Linked DNA regions of Homo sapiens: all the other regions are linked to region 3. A link is a contact called in ENCODE Hi-C or POLR2A ChIA-PET data. All regions are on one chromosome and are shown on one strand. The core of a region is the stretch at or near the end of the contact, and the rest is flanking DNA. Distances in the headings are between cores, read along the strand shown.

Region 1 (4,630 bases), core at 1,866-4,365, 380 kb after region 3:
GAGTTGCTTATTCCAGTAACTGTGCTGTTCCACTCTCCCTCTTTCCTGGGAGAGGCAATATAGATTAGTGGTTAAGAACAAGCTCTGGAGTCAGTTAGAATTAGGGTTACCATAGAATTTATCATCCTGTCTGGAATATCGTTGAGAGTACAGTTGATCCCTATGCCAGAACACCAAGTGCAAATAGTAACTGTCCTGGAAAGATTGGAACAAATGCCCATCCTAGTTAGAATCCAGGCTTTCTCATTTACCAGCTATATAGTCTTGGCAAATTACTTAACTTTTCTGGTCCCATTTACTCGTCACAGTATTGAGAGTAAGGATTAAGAGAAATAATGTTCATAAACACTTTATACATTTCCTGGCACCTTGTAAATAGTAAATGGTAGCTGCTGGTGATGATTTTTTAAAAAATTACTAATAGTGTTGCCAGCATGGTCATTATTATAAAGCTACTTAGAGTAATAGATATATTATAAATAACAAAGGGCACAAGTGATTAATAGGGATGTTAATAACCTTTTTGCACTAAATCTGCATTTAGAAAAGGACCAAAAAGCTATTTGTTGCAGGCCTGCAGTGACTCTGAGATTCAAAAGTAAGCTGCTTTTTGGCCTGGCGTGGTGGCCCATGCCTGTAATCCCAGCACTTTGGGAGGCCAAGGTGGGTGGATCACCTGAGATCAGGGGCTCGAGATGAGCCTGGCCAACATGGTGAAACCCCGTCTCTACTAAAAATACAAAAATTAGCTGGGCGTGGTGGCAGGAACCTGTAATCTCAGCTACTCGGGAGGCTGAGGCAGGAGAATCACATGAACCCAGGAGGCAGAGGTTGCAGTGAGCCGAGATTGAGCCATTGCACTCCAGCCTGGGAGACAAGAGCGAGACTTCATCTCAAAAAAAAAAAAAAAAAAAGTAAGCTGCTTTTTGATTTCTTAATCAAACTAATAGCAGTGCATCGTTTAAGTAGTACTTCAGGGCTTACAGTGAAAAACAGTCCCATGTGCTTCCCTTCTCCACCTCTGATTCTTAACTTTCCTGACTTAGCTCCATAGCTGAATACCATGTTTATACTGTTATTACCTGATTTTTTTTTTTTTTTTTTTTTTTTTTTGGTCATTAGCAACTAACTTTCTTCAGCGAAAAATGATTTGTCTTATACCCACTCTCCTCAATACACACTTACTCTTCTTCTGGATTTTCAGTAGAGCTGTATCACAACTTTTGGTTCAATCTATATTCAATGTTTACATAGTTATTTTTATATAGCTATTGTTCACAGCTAAAAAATAATTACATGTAATTTCTTACATAAATTTTTATGATTTGCAATAATTATTGCTTATTTTTTCTTTTGCCTAGTTTTCTATGCACTTCTGCTAGTCCAGCCTGAGTATTTCTAGTAGAACCGTCAAAAGTCCTTTTTTTTCCGCTTGCTGATATCTTTCCTGAGGCCCTTCTCTTTTTGTTCCCATCAGGACTAGTTCTCTTGCATTGCTGCACAGTTACTGTACCAGGACTTCTCTCATCTTCATACTGGGAATTTTGGGTCTCTTATTTTTTTGGTAGGTCTTATTTATAGATTCCTCAGTTTTCTTTTTTTTTTTGAGACAGAGTCTCACTCTGTCGCCAGGCTGGAGTGCAGTGGCACGATCTTGGCTCACTGCAACCTCCGCCTTCTGGGTTCGAGCAATTCTCCTGCCTCAGCCTCCCGAGTAGCTGGGACCACAGGTGCCCACCACCATGCCCAGCTAATTTTTGTATTTTTAGTAGAGACGGGGTTTCACCATGTTGGCCAGGATGGTCTCGATCTCTTGACCTCGTGATCTGCCCACCTCGGCCTCCCAAAGTTTTGGGATTACAGGCGTGAGCCACCGCACCCAGCCTTTTTTTTTTTTTTTTTTTTAATTAAATGGAACACAGAGCCTTGCTGTGTTGCCCAGACTATCCTGCCTCTGCCTTCCTAAGTACTGGGATTACAGGTGTAAGCCGCTGAGCCCAGCCTAGACCCTCATTTTGTGGGAGTACTGAGTCCAGTAACTTCCTGAGAAAGGAAGCATAGAAATAAATTTTTGAGATTTTATTTGTGTCTGTAATACCGTGTATCTTTCTTTCTCTTTAAATGTTTAAAGTTTTATTATCCTTCCTGCATTGTCCCTGTATTCCTATTTTTTCTTTTTCTCTGAGTTTTCCCCTTCCCTGTTTGTTTTGCTGACCATATGTGGGAGTTTTCCTCAAATATTTAGAGCTCTCTGCTATGGTATGTCAGGTTGGGTGGTTGGAAAGAGGAGTTTGAGAACTGATAGACTTCAGCCTGGGATGATAGGATGGGGATCCTCATTTGTCATTCTCTGCAGAAATGTTCTCTTGGGCTGGTCAGCTTTTCCAGAGAGTAGTTCCTGCTTGGAGAGTAGTTCTTGCCTAAACCATATCTTGAGAGTGAGAGCTGAGAGGATGCAGGTAGGAGTGGAGGATAGAGAAATCTCACTGTTCAGCATACCAGTGTACACTGAAGCCCCCAGTTTTCATTGTGGCTTCTCACCTCCACCCTGTCCTCAGCTCTACTGAGATTTTCAGAGCCTAGGACCTCAACCTTTCCAGAATATACATCACCTGATTTCTCTTGAGGCTAAGGCGAGGTGGTTGCTCAGGGTTGGGAGAAGTCGTGGTAGCTAAATGCTCCTTATGCAGACTTTAATATTGCCCCTGTTTTCAGCCCTGAAGCATGCCTTGTGCTTGAAGGGTATGTGATTCCTCCAGTTCCTAAGCCTTTTTGGAGTTTTGCAAGGTAGTTTGGCTTGCTTCTTGTGGCTTCCCCTTCTTCACCTTGTACAATTAGGTTTCGGTTTTCTCTGTTTTTGGTTTCCACTAGTCCATTCACTTTTCACCTTCTAAAATTTAACTAACATTTTTTTCTTGCTGTTCTCCCATTCTCTTTGTCTTTTGGGGCATGTATCTTTTTTATTCCTTAATTACCATCACTTCAGTGGATTTTCTAGAGACAGTGGAAATAAACTCATGTGTTCTACATTTAATTGGTTAGATGTGAAGAGCAAGTGAGGTTTTGGTTCTAGGTTTCGTTTCCCTTTAGTTTCTGGTTTGAGTGACTTGGTAGAAAATATAAGAAGGACAGATTTGTTGGGGGCTGGGGTAGAAACTAGGGATAGGGGAAATGATCCGTTTTTAGATGTTTTGAAGTTCCTGTGGGACATACAAGTGGAAACTTGCAGTATAGGCCCTTGGATCTGTGAATCTGGACCTTAACCTAGAGGTTTTGGCTAAAATTATAGATTTGGAAATTATAGTAGTAGTTGAAGCTGTAAATGTAATTACCTAGGGAAAGCATGTAGAAGAAGAAAAGTAAAATGTGGCCGGGTGTGGTGGTTCACATCTGTAATCCCAGCACTTTGGGAAGCCCAGGTGGGTGGATCAACCGAGGTCAGGAGTTGGAGACCAGCCTGGCCAACGTGGCGAAACCTTGTGTCTACTAAAAATAGAAAAATTAGCTGGCCATCATGGCGTGCGCCTGTAATCCCAGTTACTTGGGAGGCTGAGGCAGAAGAATCACTTGAACCCGGGAGGCAGAGTTTGCAGTGAGCCAAGATCGCGCCACTGCACTCCAGCCTGGGTGACAGAGTGAGACTCTGTCTCAATTAAAAAAAAAAAAAAGAAAAAATATATTTAGCAAAGAAACTTTGGAAAGGAAGAATGTTGAGAGCATACTAGTCTTAGAAATACTGCATTTAATAAAGACCTATAATTTGCATCATTTTGGTAGTGGACACAAGAACATCTGTTGCAACCAGTGCAACAACAGTGCAAAAACCCAATTCTGTTATTTATAATAATTCCACGGATGACAATGGGGAATACCACAAAACCTAGGAATAAGAGAAAAATACATTTAGTATATGATGTTGGGACACTGACTTTAGAATTGCGGGGGAGAGGTCAGATCAGAGCCTGCTCCCATATTTTATGTAGCATAATTTCAGATAGAAAGTTAGATATTTTAAGATAATAGAAAAACACTGGGAGATAATATAATCTATCAAACCTGATAGTCTTCCCAAACTTAGAGATTAAACACCAAGGAAAAGGTAAACAGATTTCATCACTCGAGAACGGAACTTAAGATGAAAAGAAACCTATAAAGCTATAATCCAAAATAGACATAGTCACAGCTACTTGGAAGGCTGAGACAGAAGGACTGCTTGAGCCCAGGAGTTCAAGGCTGCAGTGAGTTGTGATCATGCCACTTTTCCAGCCTGACAGAATGAGAACCCCTCTCTTTAAAAAAAAAAAGTTGGTAAAAGAATTCTTTGCAGCAAACATAAACAACAAATACCTTTATCACGTTAAAGCTCACTAATTGGTGAGAATGGTAAGACCATGATAGATAAGTGAGCAAATAACATGAATAAACAGTTAACAGAAGAGGAAATATATCTAATGAATACAGAGAAAAGTTCAACTCATTAATCAGAGAACTGACTAAAGTAGGGTATTCTATTTCTACTTATTAAATTAGCTAAAATTTTTAAATCAGTGGTCCCCAACATTTTTGGCACCAAAGACTGGTTTCGTGGAAGACGATTTTTCCACAGATGGTGGTGGGGGTGTCAGGGGGG
Region 2 (4,396 bases), core at 169-2,668, 370 kb before region 3:
TAATGACAAGACGACGCGGGCACCCTTTTTTTTTTTTTTTTTTTTTTTACCACCCCTAGGGTCCCATTCTTCACCACCACCCATTGGAATGCAAAGTTGGCACTACCACTACCCAAGATGCCCAACAAATCCTCAAAATGTCAGGGCACTCGGCAGCTTCTGAAATGACAAGCTGGTGCCCCTCCCCCACCCCACCCCCACCCCCACCCCCCAAAAAAGAAAAGTCCAATCCAGTCGGTGCAGGTCACCCTGCCCTCTGGGGCAGTTCCAGCCTGCGCAGGGAGGGGTTCCGACCGGAGAACGAAAAAGCACAGATAGACCACCGCTCTTTCCACCCACCCTCAGCGGGGGAAACAAAGGCGGCCTCCTCCGCCCGTAGACACTACCCTAACCAGAGAGGCTCTCCGATTTCCCGGTGCAGCCTGCCCTCCCGCCCCCGCCCGAGCCCCCGCCCCCATGACAAAGAAAAGGCACTCGGCGAGCAAGGCCTTCCTGCCTCCAGGGATGGGGGAGGGGGCTGCACGGGTGAGAAGCCCCCTCCACTCGCCCGTGCTCATACTCCTGGTCCCAGGAACTGCAGAAAGCGGCGGGGAGCCGGAGGCCTCGGCCGCGGAAGCAGGGTCCGGGAGGAGGGTGAGGGTACCTTGAAGTAGCCGCCTTCGTAGAGGGTGTTGGGGGGTCCGAAGATGGCCACCTCCCAGTTGTAGAGGTCGGACTCGTCCACCAGGGTGATCCGGAAGCCCTCCACCGGTTCCTCCTGCAGGGATTTCAGCTCGAGCATCAGGGCCTTCTGCGAGCTGGTCATCTGCTGCTGGGCCATCGCGGCGGCGGCGGCGGCGGCGGCGCCGGGCCCGGGCCCCAGTCCTCACGCACCGGCCGGGCCGGACCAGGCCCCTCCCCTCCGCTCGCCCTCCGGCCGGGCAGCACCGGGCCCCGGTCTTCACACACCCGGCGGGCCAGACCAGGCCCCACACGGCCCGTGGGCCCGCCCGGGGTCCTCCTCACACACGACGCAGGCCGGGCCGGGCCCTTCTCCTCACACTCGGGCCGGGCGAGAGGAGAGGTCGAGGGAGTTAGGAGAATTCGCTACGGGTCCCGGTCCCGGGCCTCCCCCCCCCGGAGGGGGCCTCAACTTGGGGGGGGGGAGAGGAGGTGGAAGCGGAGGAAGGCGGCGGAGGGCCGGCGATGGTGAAGGGAGGGGGCCGGGCCGGCCCGGGAACGCCGCGCTCGCTCGCCCTCTCGTTCTCTTCGGGGGCCGCAGGGGCCGGAGGGCGCGCGGGGCAGGAGAGGGTGGGGGGAGAGCGGCGTGCGGGGGTCTCGCGGCGGTGGCGGCGGGGGCTGCGCGGGGGGAGGGGCGACGGCGGAGGAGGAGGAGAGCGAGAGCGCCTCGCGCCGCGGGAGCAACGGAGCCGAGAAGCAGGGAGGGAGGGAGGGAGGGAGAGAGGGAGGAGGGGCGCACGCCGGGTGCTGGGCGGCTCTCAGCGGCTGGCGGCCCGACGCGCGTGCGCGTGCCCCTCCCTCCCCTCCCCCCACCGTGCCTGGCTCTCCTCCACTACCACCTCCTCCTCCTCCCGTTTCCACGCCTCCTCTCGGTCTCCCGCGCGGTCGCGGCGCTTTGTGACGCTGGCGCGTGTCCCCCGCCCATAAAGATCCCAGAAGCAGCGGGGACCAAGGGCGGGCGCAGGGATTGCCGTGGCCCCAGAGTGACGGTTGTGCGGCTGGACGCCGCAGTTCCAAAGGCGTGCCCGGGAAGGGAACCCAGGTCTCCCGGCTCTCGGGGCCCTCCCCACTGTGGATCCAGGGGCCTCCGCAGCCATCCTGGGACGGGCCTGGTCGCTGCAGGCCCCTCCCCGTGACACCCAGTCTGCGGTCCCTCCACTTAGTAGCTACTTGATTAGGATGTGCTGACAATGTGGGTCTTTTCGGTGGGAACAGACCTTCCCGCAGGCCAGCCCACAGGCAAGTGTGCCCTTTGGCACGTTACTCACCCTGGGTGCGGCAGTTCCACGTGAGAAACGGGGTGAGACAAAAAGGTCAGCTTCTGCTTCCCTTCTTAACTACAAAGAGGAAGTTGTGAGGAAAAAGACAATAACAAACTGGGTCTCTAGCCCTTCTCATTGTGATTTGGGGCAAGTGCTCAGGCTGCCCTTCGCCTTCGCCATTTGTAAAATAAACTACTGTGGTTGAACTTAGGGGTCAAAGTTCCCTATAGGTGCTTGTGGCTTGAATGTCCACCCTGGAACTGAGGGACTTTCGAGATAATCATAACCGAAGTGAGATGTGGGGACAGTCTTTGGTCCCCCCGTGGTTCAGAATACAGTACTCCTTTCTCCTAGGAAGGCATGTCCTAGGATAACTGCCTAAAAAACATTTCCTAGAAAAGCCAGAATATTGTGAGAGTTCTACACACACAGTTTCGGAACTAGACAGATCTTGGTTCCAACCCTAGTTCCATTACTTCTCCCTGTATCATCAGTTTTTTGTTTTTTGGTTTTGTTTTGTTTGAGACAGGGTCTTGCTCTGTCACCCAGGCTGTAGCACAGTGGCGCGATCATGGCCCACTGCAACCTCCGCCTCCCAGGTTCAAGCGATTCTCCCACCTCAGCCTCCCAAGTAGCTAGGACTACAGGTGCATGCCTCCACACCCGGCTGTTTAATCAGCTTCTGTAAAAGGGGATTAATTATACCCAACACAAGCAATTGTAATGATTAAATGTATGTACAGCATTTAGCGTAGTGACTGGCACATGGTTAATGATTCATAGAAACTTGAAAGAAAAAAACTTTAAGGCATAGCTGTATTCTGGATACCACCACTACCCACCCCTTTTATTGAGACAGGGTCTTACTCTGTTGCCCAGGCTGGAGTACAGTAGAGTGATTATAGCTCACTCTAGCAGTAACCTCCTGGGCTTAAGCCATCCTCTAACCTCAGTCTCCCAAGTAGCAGGACCACAGGTGTGCACAGCCATGCCCAGCTAATTTTTGTATTTTTAGTAGAGACGGGATTTCACCATGTTGGCGAGGCTGGTCTCCAACCCTTGACCTCAGGTGATCCGTCCACCTCAGCCTCCCAAAGTGCTGGGATTACTGGCGTGAGCCACTGTGCCCAGCCAAGGACAGTTTTAGATTTATAGAAAAATTGAAAAGATAGTCAAGTTCCCCTACACCTGGCGCCCAGTTCCCCCTTTTATTAACATATTACATTAGTAGAGTACATGTATTACAATTAATGAGCTAATATTGATACATCACTGTTGACTGAAGCTCATACTTCCCTAATTTTTACCTACTGACCTTTTGCTGTTCCAGGATCTCATCCAGGATACCAGACTACATTCAGTTTTCCTGTTTCTGTAGATTCCTCTTGACTGTGGCAGTTTCTTAGACTTTGTTCTGATGACCTTAACAGTTTTGAAGAATACTGGTCAAGTATTTTGTAGACTGTCCCTCAATTGGGATTGTGATGCTTTTCTCATGATTAGACTGGGATTATGAGTTTTTGAGGGTAAGATCACAGAGGTGAAATGCCATTTCATCACATCATATTAAGGGCACAAATAGCAACATGACTTAGCAATGTTGATGTTGACCTTGATTGTCTGGCTGAGGAAGTGTGTCAAGTCTTTCTACTGTAAAGTTACTCTGCCCCTTCCTCCCCTTTTCTATACTGTACTCTTTGGAATGGAGTCACTCTACACAATCCACACTTAAGCAGCCCCCCCTCCTTTTTTTTTGGCCTTTTTTTTCCTGTAAAAGACGAGGTCTCAGTGTTTTAAAACATCCTTTTCTAGCCGCCAACGCTACTGTCCAGGTCTTGAGACCGAACTCTACTGGAATTAGAGCTCCCCTCAGAGAAGAGGGAGTATCCTAGTGAATGCAGCCCCTCTTATCAAAATGATGGTTTATGTCCCATTCTGTCTTTCCCTCCAGTACCAGTCAATTTAGGGACAAGAGGATTGCTGACCCGGAAATGTGAAAGATGATGTTGACACCTTTAATAGCAAGGCGGTGAGCAGATAAATAGGTAGAAAGGTCATCTTCAAAGCATTTCACCCACAAAAACTCATCACAGCCCCACCCTGACCTGGAGGGTGATGAAGCCCTAGTCTAACCCACTGGAACGTATACCTGGCACTCAGACCAGAAGCGGCCCCCTGGGCTCATGTCAACTCACAAACTCACTAAGCATCCACTGCGGGCATGCCTCTATGCTGGGAGGTTGGAAGCTCAATGCGTTAATGAGTTTTATAATCAAGGCTGTTTATTCTCAGGTCACAGGAACTGGAATTCCACAGAACTAGCTCATGTGTTTTTATTCTAGCCAGTAAGACATTGTTTATTAGTAGACTGCCACTGTGTCTTATTCATGCCTGAATCCTCAGCAACAGGCACA
Region 3 (4,323 bases), core at 588-3,087:
GGTGATCTGCCCGCCTCGGCCTCCCAAAGTGCTGGGATTATAGGCGTGAGCCACCACGCCCAGCCGGGGGCCCTTATTTCTCATATTCGTCCCTCAAGGGACAAGTCCTCAGGGTCATTAGCCCACCTGGATTAAGTCCCTCTGGAAAATGATTTCTTTGATCTCCTCTGGCAATGCTGCCATAGAAGCTCAGCCTAAGGGCATGTTGTTTGCTCCCAGGCCACCAGATGTTTCCTTGTTATTAAAAGCAGCATAGAGGGCAAGGTTGCACTTCGGGAGGCCGAGGTGGGAGGATCGTTTAAAGCCAGGAGTTTGAGACTAACCTGGGCAACATAGCAAGACCTCATTTTTACAACAGATTTTTAAAAATTAGCTGAGTGTCATGGTGGCACATAGTCCCTATAGTCCCATCCATTCTGGAGGCTGAGGTGGGAGGATCACTTGGGCCCAGGAGTTCGAGGCTACAGTGAGCTGTGATTGCACCACAGCCTGGGTGATGGAGCAAGACCCTACTCTTTAAAAAGAGAGAGAGGGCAAGGTTGTCCCATGATCCCCCTCAGATAGGGCTGACTCCCCCATAATTAAGTTTGCTTAAAGAGGCAGACTTGCTGGGCTCAGTGGCTCACGCCTGTAATCCCAGCACTTTGGGAGGCTGAGGCGGGTGGATAACTTGTGGTCAGGAGTTCGAAATCAGCCTGGTCAACATGGTGAATCCCCATCTCCACTAAAAAAACAAAAATTAGCTGGGCATGGTGGTGTGCACCTGTAATCCCAGCTAATCGGGAGGCTGAAGCAGGAGAATCACTTGAACCTGGGAGGTGGAGGTTGCAGGGAGCCGAGATCACGCCATTGCACTCCACCTAGGCGACAGAGAGAGACTCCGTCTAAAAAAAAAAAAGAGACAGACTCTTCCTTGGCTGGGGGTAAGTCAGATGGGAGAGGAGAGGGTTAAAAACAGCTGGGACTCAGCCTGCTGGCAAACATGTGGCATGTGGCATGTCGGGGCAACTGCAGCTCAGCCTCTGGAGCCATGTGAGCAATGCACGCAGGTACACGTGTGACAAGCTAGGTCACCTAGCCATGTTCAACAGGCATGTGCACAGCCACGAGGAATGCCCAGCCGTACAATTAGGCACACAGGACATCCGCCATGTGTAGACACAGCTGTGGACATAGCTGGCCAGGACATGCGACACACGACGTGCTCATAGCACAGGGAGAAGGGCCCATGAAGTCTGGTTGGAACTCAGCACGTGTGTCTGTGTGCCCACCTGAGTCTGGACTGCTGCCCCTCTGACACTAGCTGTCCCCTTGAAGGGTCGGTGCCTTATCTGTCCTGACAGAAGAGACAGTGTTGCTTCTCACTTGGGGCTCGCAGCCTCCTCCTCCTGCCTCGAACTGAGGATCTGTTGGGTCCAGTCATCCTGGAGAGATGCGGCCAGTTTCTTTCTGACAGGTCTCCTCCTGCCCGCAAGGAAGTGGGGTGATCACAGGGCGCAGGTGGTCTCTATGACAGCTGCATCCTCTCCAGCCATGGCCCTGAACCCTGCCTATAATCCCACCATTGGCTCTCAGATCTGCCTAAGCCTCTCAGCCCCCTTGACGTCCCCTCCCTTAAGCGCCCTCCGAAGGCCACCCGTCCCTCAAAGCTCCTCACACTCCATGCCCGCAGCTCCCTCCACCCGGCGTCCGCACCAGCCTCCCAGCCGAGGTGGGGCGGGGGCGAGGGGGCGCGCACTCCTCGGCGCTCCGGGACTGCAGGGCGGGGCTGCAGGGCGGGCGGGGCCCGTGTCTCCAGCGCTCCTATAAAGGGAGCCACCAGCGCTGGAGGCCGCTGCTCGCTGCGCCACCGCCTCCCGCCACCCCTGCCCGCCCGACAGCGCCGCCGCCTGCCCCGCCATGGGTCGACAGAAGGAGCTGGTGTCCCGCTGCGGGGAGATGCTCCACATCCGCTACCGGCTGCTCCGACAGGCGCTGGCCGAGTGCCTGGGGACCCTCATCCTGGTGGTGAGTGGAGGGAGCCGGGGAAGCCCTTCTCTCTCCAGCCCTTGCACTCCCCAAACTCTCACTTCCCCGAAGGGGCTGTGTTTTCCAAGGTAGCCTGGACCCACCTCCCCAGCTGTGACCCCCACGCTTAACCGCGGAGGATCAAGCTGACTTCCAAAGTCCTCTTCCCCACGGTTCTAACCCCCTCTCTGACAGCTCCGACTCTTGCCAGAATGACAGCTGTTACTCCCCAGTGATAGTGCCGATCGTTTACCCTCCCACAAGTGACTCAGCCAACAGGCTGGGGGCAGCGGTCACGCTTGCAGTCTGGGACAGCCAGCCACTTCCCCTGCCTCCCACACCCCTCCAGATTCCCAGAATCCCAGCCCCCAGATGTAGGGGAGGGGGCGGAGGCAAATGAGCCATTATTAGGTTATTTGGGTCCTGGGTGTCTGGCCTCTAATGAATAATTAAGCCTCAAAAAGTCCAAAGGTTGAAGTGAGTGAGGACAGTTTGCACGAGTGGGGGCAGAGGGTGCAGGCCACATGGGCTGCGAACAGCGAAGTGGGAAGGGAGGCAGATTCTGACGGTAGAAGGGTGGGAGGAAGCTAGGCCCAGGCACAGAGGACGCGTGTCTAAAGTTGCTCACCTGGTGCTCAGCGACTCCCAGGCCCTGTCTGTTATCCAGACAGATGCTGTCAGCGTCTGTGCAGAAGACGACAAGCATTCTGGTTACTCCCTGGCCTCTTGGTTACTCTGTGGGTTCTCTGAGTGAGCATTTCCCTGCCTGAGTTACTCCTCAGTCCTAGTTACTCCTTGGTCACACCAGTTTCACCCTGGTTTTGTTCTGAGTGACTCTGTTTGCACTTCTTAGGTCTGGCAGACCCACCAGTTATGTTCTATTTCCTGTCCCAGTTACTCTGATTTTTCAGCCGCTCATGTGGTTACACCTGTTTTCCTCTGTGTTCAGTTGCTACATTGCAGTGAGTGGGTTACTCCGTTCCTGCCCCAGCCCTGGGTAGTACAGACCAGCTGGCCCACTGTGGACTAGGAAGCCTAACTAAGGGCAAGTAGGGATCCCCAAATGGTTGAGGATCAGGATCTATGGGCAGAGGAGGGCTGAAACCCACTTCTGGCTTCCAAGAATAGGAAGTGGGGAAGCCACAGGGGGCATTTTATCCACAGCCTCCCATAAGATTAGTCGTCCTATCAGCCAGCCCTAGCCCCTCTCTCCTGTGCCAAGAAGGCAATAGGAGGTGGCCTTTATCACTCTCCTGCCTCGGAGCCCTCACTCCTATCGGAGTCCTGAGTCCAGCCACCTGTTTTAGAGCAGCCAGGCTAGGGGAGGATGATGTCTTCTATTTTCCTAGAGGGGCCTCCTCATTCCCTCCCAAGTCTCAGTTCACTCTCTCACAAAGGAGCCGTTAGTCCTCCCACTGAGCCCCAGGATCATCAGGCTTATCCCAGACCACAAAAGAAGAGTGTTAAATTTTAGGGGAAGGGTTGCAGACTCAGATGGATGTGAGGTATTGGATATCAGTGAGAAGCAGAACTTCAAGGACTGCATGAACTGGAGGGGCAGGCCTGGGGATCCCTTTGTAGTGGGTGAGTGCCTGCCTGCCTACCTGCGTGTTGGGAGCCTAGGCCTGCAGTGGCAGAATCAGGGTTGGCTTTGGGGTGAGGAAAGCCCCTTTCTCTGAGATACCTGGTGTGAGGGCAGGGGGCGGTGCTGGCCGAGAACTCAGGGCAGGGGTTGGGGGAGGAAGAGGAAGATTAGCCCCAAGGTGGTGGAACTGGCTCTGACAGCTCCTCCCTCCAAGGCGTCCTGGGATGGAGCCAGGTCTGAGCCTTTGGCAGGCAAGGAGCTGCTGCCAGGGCCTCCCAAGCAGGGCAGGGCGCCTCAGACCCTCACGTGCCTGTCTCCCACCACCCCTCCTCACACATACACCTGCAATCTCTGATCTTTGCTCTCACCTGCCTGCACACCTTTGCCCCATGTCATTGCCGCTGGCTTCTCCGTTATCTCTTGGTCTTTCTGGGATGATAATCAAAATGCTTAACTATCCAGTACAACAGGCACTGACCCGTCAGAATAAACAAGGTCTGTAGCACAGGTCCTGGAAACTGCCTGCTCTGTGGGCATAAAACCTTTAGTTATGGGCAGGTGGGAGAGGAGACCAGGGCAAGGCATTGGAGCAGCTTTGAGGGACACTCAGGGGGCTCAGGGCAACAATGCTTTACAGCTGCTGCAGAAGTATTTTCAGGCTTGAACAAGGGGAACAGACATAGTACGTTCTTTTTCTTTTTTAAATAGAGACAAAGTCTCACTATGTTGCC

Evidence for each region. Hi-C counts contacts between places; a loop is a spot of excess contacts on that map. ChIA-PET counts read pairs that join two places held with the same protein, here RNA polymerase II (POLR2A). Pooled maps may share reads with other maps.
Region 1: a loop to region 3 is called in a pooled map, with 3 times the contacts of the local background. The contact joins the enhancer-like site here to the promoter of AQP3 in region 3. A Hi-C loop is called at or near these places in 2 of 37 single-sample maps with no recorded cell type and 10 of 50 pooled maps. POLR2A ChIA-PET finds 5 or more read pairs at or near these places in 2 of 52 experiments (AG04449 and activated T-cell).
Region 2: a pooled map shows a loop between it and region 3 (17-fold over the local background). The contact joins the promoter of UBE2R2 here to the promoter of AQP3 in region 3. A Hi-C loop is called at or near these places in 2 of 37 single-sample maps with no recorded cell type and 9 of 50 pooled maps. POLR2A ChIA-PET finds 5 or more read pairs at or near these places in 1 of 52 experiments (T-cell).

What each region holds. Positions count from the first base shown.
Region 1 is chr9:33,063,781-33,068,410 of GRCh38, reverse strand. All of the region lies in intron 4 of SMU1 (SMU1 DNA replication regulator and spliceosomal factor), which reads left to right. Among named protein-coding and RNA genes, the nearest start is that of SMU1, 11 kb to the left of the region's middle. Within about 2 kb of position 3,115, at least 4 of the 41 ENCODE cell types and tissues checked have a DNase peak (open chromatin) inside an H3K27ac peak, as active enhancers do.
Region 2 is chr9:33,814,182-33,818,577 of GRCh38, reverse strand. It overlaps UBE2R2 (ubiquitin conjugating enzyme E2 R2), which reads right to left and starts at 1,418. Exons shown (of 5, transcript NM_017811.4): 1 at 644-1,418. The coding sequence starts at 820. All of the region lies in intron 1 of UBE2R2-AS1 (UBE2R2 antisense RNA 1), which reads left to right. RefSeq lists silencers at 799-968, 1,039-1,248, 1,429-1,528 and an enhancer at 1,819-1,908.
Region 3 is chr9:33,445,107-33,449,429 of GRCh38, reverse strand. It overlaps AQP3 (aquaporin 3 (Gill blood group)), which reads left to right and starts at 1,837. Exons shown (of 6, transcript NM_004925.5): 1 at 1,837-2,007. The coding sequence starts at 1,900. RefSeq lists a silencer at 1,662-1,851.